Regions from separate parts of the Homo sapiens genome. Here regions 1, 2 and 4 are each linked to region 3. A link is a loop called in an ENCODE intact Hi-C map of the cell type or tissue named here. Cell type or tissue: dorsolateral prefrontal cortex. All regions are shown on one strand.

Region 1 (4,000 bases), 76 kb after region 3:
TTTCTAGACCCTCAGCTGGTGAGGCCCCTTGAATTGTTTCCAAAGTCCAAGAGGAAATGGTTACTCCAACATACACACACACACACACACACACACACACACACTCACTCCTTGGGGACAGCACAGGGTGGACAGTGCAAAGAATTTATCTCCAAGTAAGCTCTGTGCATGAGGCCTGGTATCTATTTCTTTATGGGCAAGTTGATTTACTATCCTTTTTTATACCCAAAATGATTAGCAGCAATATAAAGAACTTCAACTTCTCCTTTCTCACATTTGGGGCACTGAGAGATGGGCTTCCTTTTACTCTAACAGAGATACTACAACGGAGCCGGCAGATCGTCCTTCTCTTCCATGCCATCCCCTGGCTGTAATGTAGATAGATTATCTCTTGGGAAGGGGAAGGCCCATCACCAGTTACCACATTCCCCTGGGGACAGTTTATCAGTCCATCTTTTTCTGCATTGCCAGGTGACAGGGAGCAACGTCTTGGTCTGTGGGCCAGGGGCCAGGCCAGGCACTCTGAACACGGGATCCCGGTTATCCTGAGAGTCGGTCAGGGCATGTCACAGGCAGGGAGCCTCGGCAGTGGCAGCTATGCCTGGCATCTCCCCGGCTCAGCCTTTGGCCTGGACTATGAAACAGCCTTTTAAAAAAGTTGCTCAGCCTCACCTACCAAGAAGCCGGAGGCCATGAAGGAGGGGGTGAGGAGTAGGACCTGCTGTGGACAGAGAATAGGGCTGAAAACCAGAAGTCCTGGGTTTAACTCCACCAGCCCTTATTGAGCACTTGGTGTTTGCATGATCTTGTGCATGACAGTCTAGAAATGCAGAAGAAAGCCCTCGAGGGATGCATTAGGCCCAGCTCTTTTACTCACTCGCTGGCCGGCAGGGTGGTTGTCAGGGGCAAACCCAAAGCACTTTTGAAGGTGCAGATTGACTGATAAAATAATCTTTGTTGAGCAGTCACAGTTAGCAAAGCATGTTCACACACAGTATTATTTCACTGGATCCTCATAACTATCCTAGGAAAAATATGAATTATATCCATTTTTCTGATGGAGGAACTGGGAGGTAAAGGGACAGATGCAAAGTCACAGAGCTGAAGTTTCAGAGGGCCCAGTGCTCCTTGCAATGCCACTCAGGGACCAAAGTCTGGTTCCGGGACCAATAGCTTCAGCATCACCTGGCAACGTGTTAGGGATGCAGATTCTCGGGCCCCACCCTCGACTTCCTGAATCAGAAACTGTGGGCCTCAGCAATCTATGTTTTCACAAGCCCACCGGGTAATTGTGATGCACCTGCAAGTTTGAGAAGCACTGAGCTGGAGAGTGATACCCAACTGAATCATCTATGTGAACCACCTGGACCACCACCGTGTTCAACCATAGATTCTCATTTGAGTCAAGGGTGGGGCCTGGGATTCTCCATTTCTAACCAGCTCCCAGGTAATGCCAGTGCTATTGGTCCACAGGCAGTCCATTGAACAGCAAAGATCCCAAACAGGAAGCACCTGGTGGGCTTGGTTAAAATGCACATTTCCTAGCTCATTCCCACAGTGTGTGATTCTGCAGGCTGGAAGTGGGGCCCGGGAGCCTGCATTTCCACAAACACTTCAGGTGATTCTGAGGCAGATGACCTGGGGCTCGCACTCCAAGGATCTGTTCCCCAGAGCTCGAGCTTGCAGACCATCCACCCTGGCCTCATTTTCAAAGGTTTTCCACCTTCACTCCTCTCCCCACTGGTCTTGAACCACCCATTTGATCCCCTGCCAGACTTTGGGCTAAGGGGGTGCAAGTTGGAGGCCATCTCTGAGCCAGCAGGGCCCTCAGTTCCTCAAAATAGGTCAGGAGTCTGGCACAGACCAGCCTCAGTGGCTGCAAATAGAAACCATCTGTTGGGCCTGTGTTTTGAGCTCCACCGCCCCTCTCTGCCTGGCCAGAGAAACACAGAACTCAGAAGCCCAGTGGAGCATGGATGCTTCCCTGAGTGGGTGCTATTCTGCCACCGCCTGCCCAGACAGACTCCCATGGGATCTGCCTGCAGGGGAGGGGTGGCAGCACCAGATTCTACCACCCCCAGGGCAGGAAGCTTGCAGTGTGGACCGGTCATCCAGAGACAAGTCACTCCTCCTCTCTGGGTCTATGAAATGAGAGGCTGGATTTAGTGGACCTGTGAGTCCCTTTCTGCTCTGACAGGATACGGTTCCTTGAAAGCCTTTTTGTGTCAGGACCACATGGAGGAAAAGTTGGGCCCAGAGGAGGCAGACATTTCATTTTCCTGGCTCTCTGTGCAGAGTGAATATTGTGGGATCTGGTCCTGCAAATAGGGGGATGGACAAGGTTTGTGATCTGGAGCTCCAACGGGACTCTTGTAGGCCTTGAGGCAAAGAGTTGGGTTGCTCTTCCTTGTCTCTGCCCTCCTATTCCTTCCCTCACTCGTATATTTATCAAGATGATGTTAAGCCCAGTGGTAAGCCTGGAAAAATAAGGAGGAATGAGGTGCAGTCCCTGCCCTCAACAGCAGCCAGGATAATTGAGGAGCAGACAAGTAAAGGAGAGACCTCGGTGACAGCTCTGAATCAGATCCCAGCTCCTCCACTTCAGTGACCTGGACAAACCCAGACGCATCTGGAAATGGGAATAATAATTGTACCTATTTCTCAGGGTTATTTTAAGGATGCAGGATATAATGAATGTAGAATGCTTAGCTCATCGTAAGCACTAAACACACGTTGGCTGCTGTTAGTGTGATGAGCCAGGAGCAAGGGGAGCACAGCATGGAATCTGGGGGCCTCAGAAGACTTCCCAGTGACCATCCTAGGGGAGGTAGGAAGCTGTCTTGAAGAGAATGAGGCAGAGGTGGCTACAGCCTTCTCCTTACATGTCCGGCCTTGTTCACCAGAGCAGGAAAGGCTGCAGGGATTCAGGGCAGAGGCCTGGTATAGAATAGACCGTGTCTCTGGCTGGGCTTGCATTGGGTGGTGGATGCATGCTGCGTATCCTCCCCTCTAGAGACTGTTGAGAAGGCGCCATCCCAGCCCTGCCTGTTCCCACTTGGCTTAGATCCACTCCCTGATAGCATGAGGGAGGCAGGACAGAGCTGGGTGGCGAGGAGGAATTCCAATTTCCTGGGTGAGAAAAATGAGGGGCTTGCCCAAGGGGCCCTGTGAGTTGGTAGGAGAACTGTCCTGGAACCCAAGAATTCCATGTTTGTCAGAGATGCAGAGAAAGACAGTGGAGTGACTCCAGATCATGGCCTTCCTAAGTCCCTGTACACCCCACCCAGGAACTTCCAGGTGTGGAGGTTTGGATTGATTCTTTTCTTCCAGGATTTAGGACTTTTAGTAGCTAACTGATGACTTTTAGGAGCTAATTGATGTCTTTTCTCCCAGTGCTGTCCAATGCAACACACTGCAGTGATGGAAATGCTCTGTAATCTCTGCTGTGCCATATGGTAGCCACTAGCCACATGTGCCTATTGAGCACTTGATATGTGGTTAGTCTAACTGAGGAGGAGTTTTCAATTTAATTTTAATTAATCTGAATTTAAGCAGCTGCATGTGGCTAGTAGCTACCATACAGGACAGTGCAGTTTTAGCCTACTCTAAGGTGCACAGGCAAGAGCAGATACTCCCAAATGTTGGTTCCACAGATACATGCCTTCACGACACACTCCTCACATGATTCTGATGCATAACCAAGTTTGGAAATGGTCAGGGCAGGGGTCTGAGAGACGCTATGCTGAGAGAAATGGCACAGTCCATGCACCTCCCATTGTCTGTTTGGCTTTCTCATTTTACAAAGGAGGACACTGAAGCCTGGAGTCCACTGGGAATTACTGCCCAGGCTGGCGAGCCCCTCGGGACTGTAGGCTGGTTCCCTCTGCTCCTCCAGTATGGAAACATGTGCTGTGTTCCTCCTGTGTGTCCACCTTTCCCGGGTGGAGGGGGAACAGATGATCAGCTCTCGCTCACGACCCAGAATGCTTTGGATGAGATG
Region 2 (4,000 bases), 310 kb before region 3:
ATCGCTTGAGCCTGGGGGTTGGAGGTTGCAGTGAACCAAGATCGCCCCACTGCACTCCAGCCTGGGTGACACAGTGAGACACTGTCTCAAAACAAACAAACAAACAAACAGAATAAGGCAAAGATGTCTGCTATCACCCCTTCTAGTCAATAAGGTGAAGGGTAAGACAGAAAACAGTACTGTCATTATTTGTAGGTAATATAATTGCATATATAGAAAACCTCAAAAGAATGTTCAGACAAATTATTAGAATTAATAAGAGAGTCCAGCAAGGTTGTTAACTGCAAAAATGCAAAACTGGAAGAAGGTATTTGTGACATGTAGAACTGACAAAAAGATCTAGCATGTGCGTGTGTATGTGTGTGTGTGTATGTGTGAATCTTTTTTTTTTTTTTTTTTTTTTTTGAGACGGAGTCTTGGTCTGTCGCCCAGGCTAGAGTGCAGTGGCGTGATCTCGGCTCACCGCAACCTCCGCCTTCCGGGTTCAAGCGATTCTCCTGCCTCAGCCTCCCGAGTAGCTGGGATGTACAGGCAGGCACCACCACGCCCAGCTAATTTTGTATTTTTAGTAGAGATAGTGTTTCTCCATGTTGGTCTGGCTCGTTTTGAACTCCCAACCTCAGGTTATCCACCCATCTTGCCCTCCCAAAGTGCTGGGATTACAGGCGTGAGCCACCACACCCGGTCTTGTGTGAATCTTAAAATAAGAAAAAGACAAACCAGTAGGAAGATGAGCAAAATACATGAATAGGCACTTTACCAAAAAAGGAAGCATAAATTACCAACAAACATGAAAAGATGCTCAACCTCATTGACAATCAGGTAAATATAAATAAATGCCACAATAAGCATTTTATTCCAACTCTATTGGCAAAAATTAACAAATTTAGTAGCAAGTACTGGTGAAGATATGTATCAGTGGAACCTCTTTTATACCACCAATATTGTGTAAATTGGTACAATCTTGAAAAACACTTTGGCAATATTTTGTAAAATTGAACTGGATATATTGCAGGGAAGTTCTTGCACAAGCATAACAATATTCAGTGCAGTACTATTTACCAAAAATTGGGGTCTACCAAATGTCTACTGATAGGAAAATGGAAAAATAGTGATATATTCACAGAGTGCATGTACTATAGCTACACACATCAACCTGGTCAAATATAATGTATGAAAAAGGCAAACTGTGGAAAACTAAATAAAGTCAAACTTGCATAAAGCTCAAACAAGTAAACTAAACAATATCTTGTTTAGTTATATCTATGCCTATGATAAAACTACATATTTTTAAAAATCAAGAATATAGTCAATCTGAAACTCAAGCTAGTATTACCTCTGGTGAGGAGGTAGAGCAAGACAGGAAAGGGGAATACAGGTGGATGCATGAATAGGCAGTGTTCTAGTTCTTAAGTTGAATGGCGAGTTTCTAAGTCTTCATTTCATGTTGCATTTGTTCTTTTGATGTATCAAATACTATAGTTTTTAAGAGAGCTGTAGTTTCCCTCTTTCGCCACTACATGGCAGGCTAGCACCTTAGTGAAATAAATCCTGAATGGGAAAGGCTGGTGTAAATGGACATGTACCTAATAGCTTTCTAGCAGCATTCTAATTTCCCCATGCGGATACATATAAAATAGGGCTTGATGTGCTCAGAGTGTTTAAATGCACAACCACAGCATCTCAGGCGTACATCACTGTGGCATGGATCTTGCAGCCACGTGACCGGGTTTTTTGTTTTTATTTTTCCTTTCTTTCTGCCTGGTTATGTAACTATTTTTGCAAACTTAGAAGTGTTTCTGTTTGAATGCTGAGTTTTATTTCTCAGAATGTTCCAATATTTCCCAAGGCATTCATTCCTAAATTAATAACATGGAGCGGGAGGACAGTCCCTCATGGCAATTGACACATCTAACTTGCACTTTTATGTCTAACATTTTGGAGCTGTGTTTTTCACCACTAGCATTAGAACCACTGTTTAATAATGTCTGATGACACTATTGCAATATATAAAGTAATACTTAAAATTTAGTAACAATCAATGTTAAAATAGCAATGCAATAGTCATCAAAATCACTCACAGAAAGTCTGGTGCCAAATAGCTTGTTCACATGATGTGATTGATGTGACAGTGACACAAATGTCGGCAGATACTTCTTTTTTAGCCGCCGATATTATGCCACCAGTGGCGACACACAAACAGCATAAAGTCTAACTTCTATAAATCTCAAGTAAACTAAACAATATCTTCTTTGGTAATACCTATGCCTATGATAAAACTACATTTTTTTTTTTTTTTGAGACAGAGTCTCGCTCTGTCGCCCAGGCTGGAGTGCAGTGGCGCAAACTCCGCTTGCAGTGGCTCACTGCAAGCTCCGCCTCCCGGGTTCACGCCAATCTCCTGCCTCAGCCTCCCGAGCAGCTGGGACTACAGGCGCCCACCACCGCGCCCGGCTAATTTTTTTTGTATTTTTAGTAGAGATGGGGTTTCACCGTGTTAGCCAGGATGGTCTCGATCTCCTGACCTCGTGATCCGCCCGTCTCGGCCTCCCAAAGTGCTGGGATTACAGGCGTGAGCCACCGCGCCCGGCCAAAACTACATATTTTTTTAAAAATCAAGAAAATGGTCGACATGAAATTCAAGCCAGTATTATCTCTGGTGAGGAGAGAGAGCACGATACGAAAGGGGCATAGGGAGCATACAGGTGGATGCATGAGCAGGTAATGTTCTCGTTCTTAAGTTGGATGGTGGTGAGCCACCCACTTGCAGCTTCACTCTCTAGACTTGCCCTGTCTGCTACCATAGCACTAGACACACGTGGCAAGGGAGCACTTGAAATAAGATGTGCTGTAAGTATGAAATACACACTGGAGTTTGAAGACTTAGTATGAAAAAAGGTCAAATGTCTCTTAATAAATTTTAATGTTGATTACATGTTGAAATGATAATATTTTGAGCAGTGTGAAAAAGAGGTGAGAACGACCCCAGGACAGATCAAAGCCACGCTCCCAGCGCCTATGTCCCGCCGCCGTTGCCGCCACCACCGTGCCCAGGAGAAAGGCTGAAGGTGATGCTAAAGGAGATAAAACCAAGATGAAGGACAAACCACAGAGAAGATCCACGAGGTTTTCTGCTAAACCTGCTCCTCCAAAGCCAGAGCCCAAACCTAAAAAGGCCCCTGCAAAGAAGGGAGAGAAGGTACCAAAAGGGAAAAGGGAAAAGCTGAAGCTGGCAAGGAGGGGAATAACCCTGCAGAAAATGGAGATGCCCAAACAGACCAGACACAGAAAGCTGAAGGTGCTGCAGATGCCAAGTGAAGTGTGTGCATTTTTGATAACTGTGTACTTCTGGTGACTGTACAGTTTGAAATGCTATTTTTTATCAAGTTTTACAAAAATGCAGAATTTTGTTTTACCTTTTTTTTAAGCTATGTTGTTAGCACACAGAACACTTCACTGTGTTTTTTGGGAAAGGGGCATATGTCACTAACAGAATGTCTCCGAAGCTAGGTTGATGTGGGGAAAACCCTTTTCCCTTCTAGTTTTGGGAGACTTGCCCTTGGCTCCCAGGAAGGGGGATTCCCTGACTTTGACACACAAGGTCCCTTGGCACAAAAGCCTCGTGGGACGGAAAAACAAATTCCTTTCTATGTCCTCTTCTCCCTTTCCACCTTTCAGCATAGATTTAACTCCCTTAAACCCAGACACCTGTTGGACCTGACCCCCCCCAATAATTGGTTACTGGTGTGTCAGGCAATCTAGCCTTTCCAGTGATGCCACTGAGATGGAACCCCTCAAAAAAGCAGTGGTTCTGTTTCTAGATTGTGGATCTTCAGATAAATTCTGCCATTTTCATTTCACTTCCTGAAAGTCAGGGTCAGCTCATGAAACATTGTTAAACAACATGCTAAACATGAACTATCAACCTCACTCTAAACTTTCCCTGTTCAGAGCATCAGATGAGGACTTCATTTGGGTTTTATAGTGGCTTTCTGATTTT
Region 3 (4,000 bases):
TGCCTTGGGTATACCCAGCTTCACAAAGGGAAGGGCAGCATCCTAACCAGAGCAGCAGTGAGGCCTCACTACAGGCCAGACACTGTGCTAAGCACTTTATATGTAACCATTCCATTCATTATCCCTTTGAAGCACAGAGAGGTTAAGTAAATGCCCAAGGTCACAGAGCTGCAAGGTGGCAATGCCAGGACGTAAACCCAGGCAGCCTGACATCAGTTTGCACCACGCTAACTGGGACTCCACAGCCTTAGTCATGGTCCTTTAGGAGTTAGGGAAGAGGGGGTGCAGCAAATGACAGGCATGAGAGTTGCCAGCATTACACAGCATGAGGTCCTGGTCATAGTCCACACCTCCCAGGTAATATATTACGTCTGTCCAGTTAGACTTCGGAAGGCCACAACACACACCTTAAGGTAAATGAAGGGCACTGGGCACTGTGATAGGCCTTTGGGGCACAGTTAGGGGATCCCTTAACCCAATGGCAGGCAGGGCAGCCTGGCAGTGGAATGGCAGGGAGGGTGGGTGCGGGCAGAGAGGCTTCAGTAGGGCTGAGTCAGTGAGCTGGGCCAGCCTGGCGGAGGGCAGATAAGAAGTTGACAGGTGAGGTTGGTGTTCTGACCCGCTGCAGGACTACACAGCGGGGCTGGTGAGCCCCCAAGGCATCAAACATCTCTACATCCAAGCCCAGCTTCTCCGGAAGCTGTCTGCTGCTGCCCCTGCCTGGCAGGCCCAGGGGTCCTGCTGGAACCCTGAATGGCTGGGAAGGTGGGGTTGGAGAGGAGAGCAAAAACTCCCTTCCCCCTCACCATTTTTTTTTTAAGACAGGGTCTCGCTTTGTTAACCAGGCTGGAGTGCAGTGGCACAATCACAGCTCACTGCAGCCTCAGTGACCTCCCATGATTAAGAAATCCTCCTTCCTGCCTCAGCCTCCTGAGCAGCTGGGACCACAGGCATGCGTCACCATTCCCCCAGGTAACTTATTATTTTTTGTAGAAATGAGATCTTACGTTGTTGCTCGGGCTGGTTTCAAATTCCTGGGCTCAAGCAAGTCTCTCACCCCAGTCTCTCAAAGTGCTGGGATTACAAGCATGAGCCACCGCACTGGCCTCTCTCCCCCTTGACTCCAGACAGATGTGGTCTGCGATATAATAGGGGAGTGTGGACACGGGGTCACCCACCTCCTTTCTAGGCCTTTGTGGAGGCTGCAGGAGAGGTGCAAGGAGCCAGGTGGATCTCAGGGCAAGCCAAAGCCCTGCCTTGACTGGCTGGGTAACATTGGCCAAGTTACTTCCCCTCTCTGGCCTCAGTTCCTTCATCTCCAGGTCTTAGTACACACCGCGGGGAGGTGTTGTGAGAAATAAAATGCGATAGTGGGTGAAGAGGTGACCCACGCCGGCCACGCAGGAATGAGCGTGTCTGTCTTTCCCTACTTTACCATCTTCAGTTTTAGTCAGTAAATATGTTCGGAGATCCTACCACGCGCTAGGCGCCGTTCTTCCTGCTTGGGAGGGGTAAATACCTAGAAATGCGCGAAGTGTGGCTGGGCGTTGCCAGGAGAGCGGCCGGCACCCCACGGGGGCAGGGAGCAGACCTGACTCAGTGGCGTCAGTGCTACTTCAAAGCGGCAGCGCATTTCATTAAAAATCTGATGTAGAAATTACCCTGGGCTTTGTTTTGCAAAGAGCATTTGCATAAGAAAAAATAATCAGCCGGTTAATTCCCCCGTCCACTGGCAGGAAGAGAGACAGCCTTCAGAGAGTTTGGGACTCTCTCATTCCCGGAGAATTAAAAGCCTCCGAGACATCCATTTTAGAAGTTCTGGTCAATCGTTCTTAAAGTGCGGTCAGAAGACCCCTTGCGTCTGAATGGTTTGGAGCACTCATACAAGCAGAATCCCTGCCCCAGTCTTGAGTCTGGGAACGGAGAAGGGAGCGTCAGCGGGGTGGTGAGGGGGTAGCGGGGAGGGCGAAGTTGACCGTGCCAAGCCGGCCCGCTGGAAGAGCTGCAGGGACCAGACGGGGAGCAGACGGAACAAGCGTGCTGATGGTAAGAGGCCCCCAGACTTTTTCTTTCCCTAACCCTTTCCCTGTCTGGGCCTCCGTTTCCGGTTTTCCGGTTGGTGCAGTGCTCTCTGGGGTTCTCCCAGGGGGACTGTCGGTGAGGCTGCGGCGCCCGAGACCGCTCCACGTGCAGCTCCACGGCGTGCCCACCAGGGGGCGCGGCCCGCATCCTTCCTCGGAGCTGCGGCGCTCCAGGACCAGCAGGTCTCCCGCAAACGCGCGCGCACGGAGAGCACAAGGCGTGTGGCTCTTGGCATGTGTGCCGGTTGGGGTCCTCTGGTAAGCAGACGCTGAGATGGCGTTAGGAGTGCAAGAAGTTTGTTGGGGATTTAAACCTGTGTAAGGACGACTGGCGGGGAGAGCCTCAGACGGCAATGCAGATCTGACCAAGTCTCTGCCAGCCCAGCAGGGAGATCCCGGTGGAGACTGCCGATTTGAAGAGTCCCGCAATGGGATGACGTGGCCGGGCACTTGCACCCGTGCAGTGCTCAGGCATTGGCTGGGGGCTGCCTGGGAAGATCCGGATATTGAATGTGAAAGACAGGAGGTGCTGGAGGCTGCTAACTGTGCTCCCTACAGCTGGTCTGCAAGTTCATTCATTGTTTTCTTCCTTTCTTTCTCTTTCTTTTTTCTTTTTCGTTCTTTTTTTTCTTTTTCTTTCTTTCTTTATTTTTTTTTTTCTTCTGAGACAGGTTCTCGCTCTGTCACCCAGGCTGGAGTGCAGTGGTGCAATCATGGCTCACTGCAGCCTCAAACTCCTGGGCTCAAGCGATCCTCCCACCCCAGTGTCTGGAGTAGCTGGGACTACAGGTGCATGCCACCATGCCCAGCTAATTAAAGACAATTTTTTTTGTAGAAACGGGGTCTCAATATATTGCCCAGGCTGGTCCTGAACTCCTGGCCTCAAGTGATCTTCCTGCCTCCGTTTCCCAAAGTGTTAGGATGACAGGCCTGAGCCACCGCGCCCAGCCTGCAGGTTCTTTCTTGAAGGGAAACACCAGCAGCCGGCAGTGTGCAGCCTCCTGTCTCTCTAAGCACTGTCCTCCACATACAACCCATCTTCCTCCTCTCTGCTCCTTGCTGGTCAGGGCCGCTCTCCAGCTGTGCTCCCTAGACTCCTGCCTTTCAGGGCCAGCTTTCAGGACCTTGAGGGCAGGGTGCTAGGCATAAGCCAGTGATCTTACTAGTGGATTCTGTACGAGGGAAAAGCCTGCACAACCCGAGGGGACCAGAGGAAGCAGAACCGCAGCTCTCCTCACGATCTTGTGGGGACTTGTGCAAATTAGCACCACTCTTCTGGGTTTCCCATGGCACAGCCCGGGTAATTTTCCCTAGCGCCTCCAGGGATAGGATCCAAAATGGGAATTTAGGAGGGGCCATATTTCCCCCAAAGGAATGGCACACAGAGAGCATAGAGCTCTGGTGGTTGTTGAGGGATTTATGTTCCCTCCACCCCGCGTCCCCCAGGCTCCCAGCACAACTTTGCCTCTCAATACTGGTTGGGTCCCAGGAAAGGGAGCTTGAAGAGGGTTTTTTTCCAGAATCTGTCAGGCCTGAGGGTGCTCGGGAGATAAGGGGGAGGGGCTGGGAGAGGGCTGGGCTGGGACAGTGGAAGAGCTCCTGCATATGCCACGCTGGGCGGCCCCCCTCCCAGCTCCTCCCAGGCACGGTGATGCCCATCTGCCATTTTGGAGCGTTTGGGCAGTGCCTGCAGCTCACTCTCCCCGGTCCAGATGGTCACCCATCCCTCCCTCCCCGACTCTCCCCTGCCCTCACCCCCAGCCCCACTCAGAGCAAGCACCTGGACAAGCCAACACTGCCTCCCAGCGCCTTCCCCTTCCAGCTAACTGGGGCCCAGCGGGACAGGTAGAGGGTCCCCGGTTGTCAAGGAAACCAGGCCTGCCCCTCCTCCCTCAATCTTGCTGCAGGGAGGGAGGCAG
Region 4 (4,000 bases), 170 kb after region 3:
GTCCCTTCCTGGTGTGTCATCCTAGGTTTCGTTACACTAGCAGTTGAGAGGATGGGACAAATCCCCAAGACCACCCATTGTCTAGCACGAGTGATTAAAAAAAAGAAGAAATTTATTGGGAAAAAGGAAGCAAAGAATGACTTCCTACAGGACTTGGGTGCAGAAAATCACTTTTGCTGAGTCTCAGGGAACAGGTGAATGGATAAGGTTATCTGTCTCATATGTACTTCTGTCCCACCTAATCTCCAATTCTGAGCCCAACGGGGCGGCTGTTTATCATTACTTATTATGGTACACTGTCTAAGGTCGGGCTCGAACTTGCTTTCTGTCTCCCCACTAGCCCATTTTCCCAACTGCATTTGTTGAATAACTCATCAATTCCCCATTGGCTGGCTGTGTATCCTTAATTTCTTCATATGTTATATATTCCATGACTAGTCTGTTACGCTGGCCCCTCTGCCCATTACACACTGCGAATTACACTGCCTAGCCCAACACATTGCTTTAATTATCATAATGATGTAGGAGAGTGCCATTCATGGCTCTTTGAACCTGTCCCCACTGCCATGCTCCCTACCAGGTGTCTGCTCCCTTCTTTTCTCCAAGTAAGGATACCTTAAGCTAAACTTCAGACCCTTCTCTTCTACGGAGATGTCCCTAATGCCTTTACCATCAGCAAGAGTATCCTCCTGCACGTGCCTACAACTCTTTATCCTACCCCTGACACCTAATCGAATTTTCAACTCAGTTTAACACATACCAAGTAGCTGCATCTATTTAGGACCAGGTGCTGGGAACCATGACATGAGAAAGAACAAGCCCTGCTCTTGAGGGGCTCCAGCCAGTGGTCTATGTATAGGCATCATATCATCCAGCAGGACCTGGAGCCCTTGGAGGCTGGGATGAGCTTTATCCTAGGCTGGGTTCAGTGTGGAGTGGGCAGTTTGTTCTGGGATTGGACGACTCCTGGGTTGTCTTCCAGCCAGCCTCCTGAGATCCCAAGATGGGCTTGGGCATTTTTAGACTCTCTCCTGGTGCTGGGCAAACATCCCAGACTGCCAGTGGACCGTGCAGAACGTGGCTGCTTCTTCACTGTGGGAAATGACTTCATGTTGAAAACACCCCCACCTCCCGGCCCCCGCCCCCCCAGCCTTCCTGCTTGGAAGGGCTGCCGTGATGGGGGCTGCCTGGAGCAGAGGCACTTACCTCGGCCACAGGAAACATTACCAGATCCTTCTCCTCCCCCTGGTCAGCCTGCACAGGGACTGTAGGGCTATGGTGCAGGGAGGGGAAGAGGCCTGCCTGGAATGTTGGCAGAGGCTCCTCATTCTCTGTGTATGTGTGTTTCCTATTTGGGAACAACCTGCAGCCTGTCTTTCCTTGGAATTTTAATTCAGTAACAAGCACAAATGGGTCAGCCTTACTCAGAGAAAGGTGAGTGTCTAGAGATCGGGTGAGAGTAGTTCTAGCAAGCTCCTGTCCCAGAGCCCCTCCCTTGCATCTGGCTTGTCACACTGCCCAGAATCCCCCCATTAGCACATAGTTTCTTTGGGTTAAGCATTGCCCTTGCCAGAACCATCTCCATGTGCAAATCCCCCTGGGATTGGGATGCTGGTATGAATCGGGAGAATGGATCCAGCGAAGGGGACACGGGAACAATGAAAGACGGTGGGCCTCGAATGAGAGGAGGGAGGTAGGGACACTGAGCAAGGTCACAGTGATGACAGCAAGATTCAAAGACCAGGAGTTTGTAGAAACTTGAATCCAGCCAGCAGGTGGCAGATTCTGGCCTTCCTATCAAGCCCATTTTTTCTAAACTGGGTCCCTTTTGCACCTCCCACTCACTCCAGAATTAATGATCCAACCATAGGCACTGAGGCCTCATGGCAAAGCAGGCGCACACAACAGCCAGGAATCAAAGCACCCCAGGTGGAGAAGGGAGGCTTGAAGGAGGGCAGCCCAGGGACCAACTGTTTCCAAGGCACAGCCAGAGGAGGGCACGCACCTCACCTTCCTCCCTACGGGGCTGTGGAGACCCTGCCTAGTCTTCCTTGAAGCACAGGAAAGAGGCTTGGTCTGGTTGTTCTCACCCCACCCAGGCAGCCTCTGACCTGCTCTGTGATCTTGAGCAGTTTCCCTACAGGAATAGTGACAGGGATGGGGCCCTTTCTGCCTGGAGAGTCTGCGTTTAATGAGGCTTGGGCTGAGGGGGTGGTAGAAGGAAGAGCTGGAAAGTGAAGGGGGGCAAAAAACTAGGGGTGGAGGGACCAGGTGTCCAGGCCAGACATCTGCACTCGGCCAAGTCCGGCCCAGCCCAGCCTGGGGCTCGCTGCTGCAGCCCACGCAGCCTCCAGGAAGCTCCTGATGAGACAAACAGGACCAGTCGTCCAGGGTCTCTGCTTCCCAAGCACGGGAGCAGCCCAGGACACAGAGGAAGAGGCCAAGGCCAGACCCGGGAAGCCCTGAATTTTTGCCCTGGAAGGCTGGACTCCACCCCAGGCCATGAGGAGCTAAGGAAGGGCTTGAATCAGGAGTGGACACCTCCCTCTGGCTACTTCAAGGGAAGGGATTGGAGGGCAACACAAGCCGGGAAACGGTGGGGGCTGGTGGGTTGTCCAGGTAGGAGATAGGAGTGGCCCAGCCTGGGGCAGTAGTTATGGCAGAATTAAGAGAGCTTGCTGAGATAAGGAACTGACCTTGATCCCAGGGGTGGGTGGGAGGAGGGGATAGGGAGGCAACAGGGAAGAGGGAGGAAGAGGCAGGTTAGGAGAACTCAGAAATGGAACCAGAGCTGGGACAGGGATGACCCACCCCCTGCTGTCTAATGGGGCACTCCCCAAAGATAGGGATCGTGTTCTCTAATCCCCTTGTAAACCAACAACAGCAGTGCTGGCCACACCTTTCTTAACGAATGTTCCTTTGGCTACCTGAGAGAGGAAGGGCTGGTCTTAGAAAGCATGTTGGATGCCGGGGCGAGGTGGCTCATGCCTATGATCCCAGTAATCCCAGCACTTTGGGAAGCCAAGGTGGGAGGATTGCTTGAGGCCAGGAGTTCCAGACCAGCCCGGTCAACATAGTGAGACCTCATCTCTATTGGAAGAAAGGAAGGAGAGAGGAAGAAAGAAAAGAGAAAGCTTGTTGGGCTTTTTTAATCACTGAAAGACCTGGCAGGCCCTAGAACTTCTTAGCAGTGTGATTCAAGTGATTCTAAATCCCCCACCCACCAGCCGTCTCCCATTCTAACTTATCCCCCACCGGCCTGAAATTCACATAGCTCTCTGAAAGTCATTTATAATAATGAAATAATGAAAACAGCTTATTTTTCTTTGCCTACTGGAATTTTGAGACAGTTTTCATTCAAAATTATTTTATCAAATATTTATCAAATGCCTTTTCTGCATCGGGTATTGTCCTAGGTGCTAGAATAAGATGTAGTTCTTGGTCTCAGAGAGGTTCCAGTCTGGTTTATAATTAAAATTCATATTCAATGCAGAGAGAAATGTCTGGAAGGACTGAGATAATTAGCAGTGATTATCTTCAGGGTAACAGGATAAGAGAAGAAGGTATTCTTTAATTTTAAAGACATTTTAAATGTATGTAAAGGTTTAGGATTTGCCACGACTGTGTCCCTTGGGATGAAATCTCAAGCTTATTCTGTTCAGTTCACCAGGTATGGGTGCTAGGGCTTTTCCTCCCACATCACCTCTGCCCCTTTGGAGGGCAGTTGGATGGGGTGAGCAGACAGGGCTGGCCAGGTGTCACTTCCATTGTACACTTGACAGGTGGAGTCCTGACCAGAAGGCCCAGCCACCACCACACAGCCCCACAATGCGAGGCATGCCTCACAGGGATCCCAGCACAGTCCACTGTGGCAGCAGATGCTCAGCCTTTCCCTGATCCTCTTGTTGCTGACTCTGCCCTACCTACCTGATCCCTCCTGGTCTGGTCCCACCCACTGATCTCCTCCCACTCCACTCAAGGTGGCCCCAATCCCTAAACT

The links. A loop is a pair of places that touch in the nucleus more often than their neighbours do. Peaks named below come from ENCODE experiments on the same cell type or tissue, not always from the same donor. Only the 100,000 strongest peaks of a DNase experiment are listed, where the experiment ranks them.
Region 1: a loop joins it to region 3, with 4 times the contacts of the local background. A loop is called at or near these places in 5 of 110 quality-filtered maps.
Region 2: it touches region 3 in a loop (2.9-fold over the local background); 24 of 110 quality-filtered maps call a loop at or near these places.
Region 4: a loop joins it to region 3, with 4 times the contacts of the local background. A loop is called at or near these places in 10 of 110 quality-filtered maps.

The regions. Positions count from the first base shown.
Region 1 is chr15:68,633,443-68,637,442 of GRCh38, forward strand. All of the region lies in intron 1 of CORO2B (coronin 2B), which reads left to right. Among named protein-coding and RNA genes, the nearest start is that of CORO2B, 56 kb to the left of the region's middle. In dorsolateral prefrontal cortex, a CTCF peak has its summit at 1,947; a DNase peak (open chromatin) is centred at 1,919; H3K27ac peaks cover 3,148 bases.
Region 2 is chr15:68,251,587-68,255,586 of GRCh38, forward strand. It overlaps a transcript of CLN6 not described here and the pseudogene HMGN2P40. Among named protein-coding and RNA genes, the nearest start is that of CLN6, 24 kb to the left of the region's middle. In dorsolateral prefrontal cortex, CTCF peaks have their summits at 1,525 and 1,729; a DNase peak (open chromatin) is centred at 1,521; H3K4me3 peaks cover 653 bases.
Region 3 is chr15:68,557,568-68,561,567 of GRCh38, forward strand. It overlaps a transcript of CORO2B not described here. Among named protein-coding and RNA genes, the nearest start is that of CORO2B, 19 kb to the right of the region's middle. In dorsolateral prefrontal cortex, CTCF peaks have their summits at 2,232 (motif pointing right) and 2,442; DNase peaks (open chromatin) are centred at 2,204 and 3,114; H3K4me3 peaks cover 1,659 bases; H3K27ac peaks cover 458 bases.
Region 4 is chr15:68,728,831-68,732,830 of GRCh38, forward strand. No RefSeq gene overlaps it. Among named protein-coding and RNA genes, the nearest start is that of MIR4312, 71 kb to the right of the region's middle. In dorsolateral prefrontal cortex, CTCF peaks have their summits at 1,788 (motif pointing right) and 1,997 (motif pointing right); DNase peaks (open chromatin) are centred at 1,035 and 1,811; H3K27ac peaks cover 2,308 bases.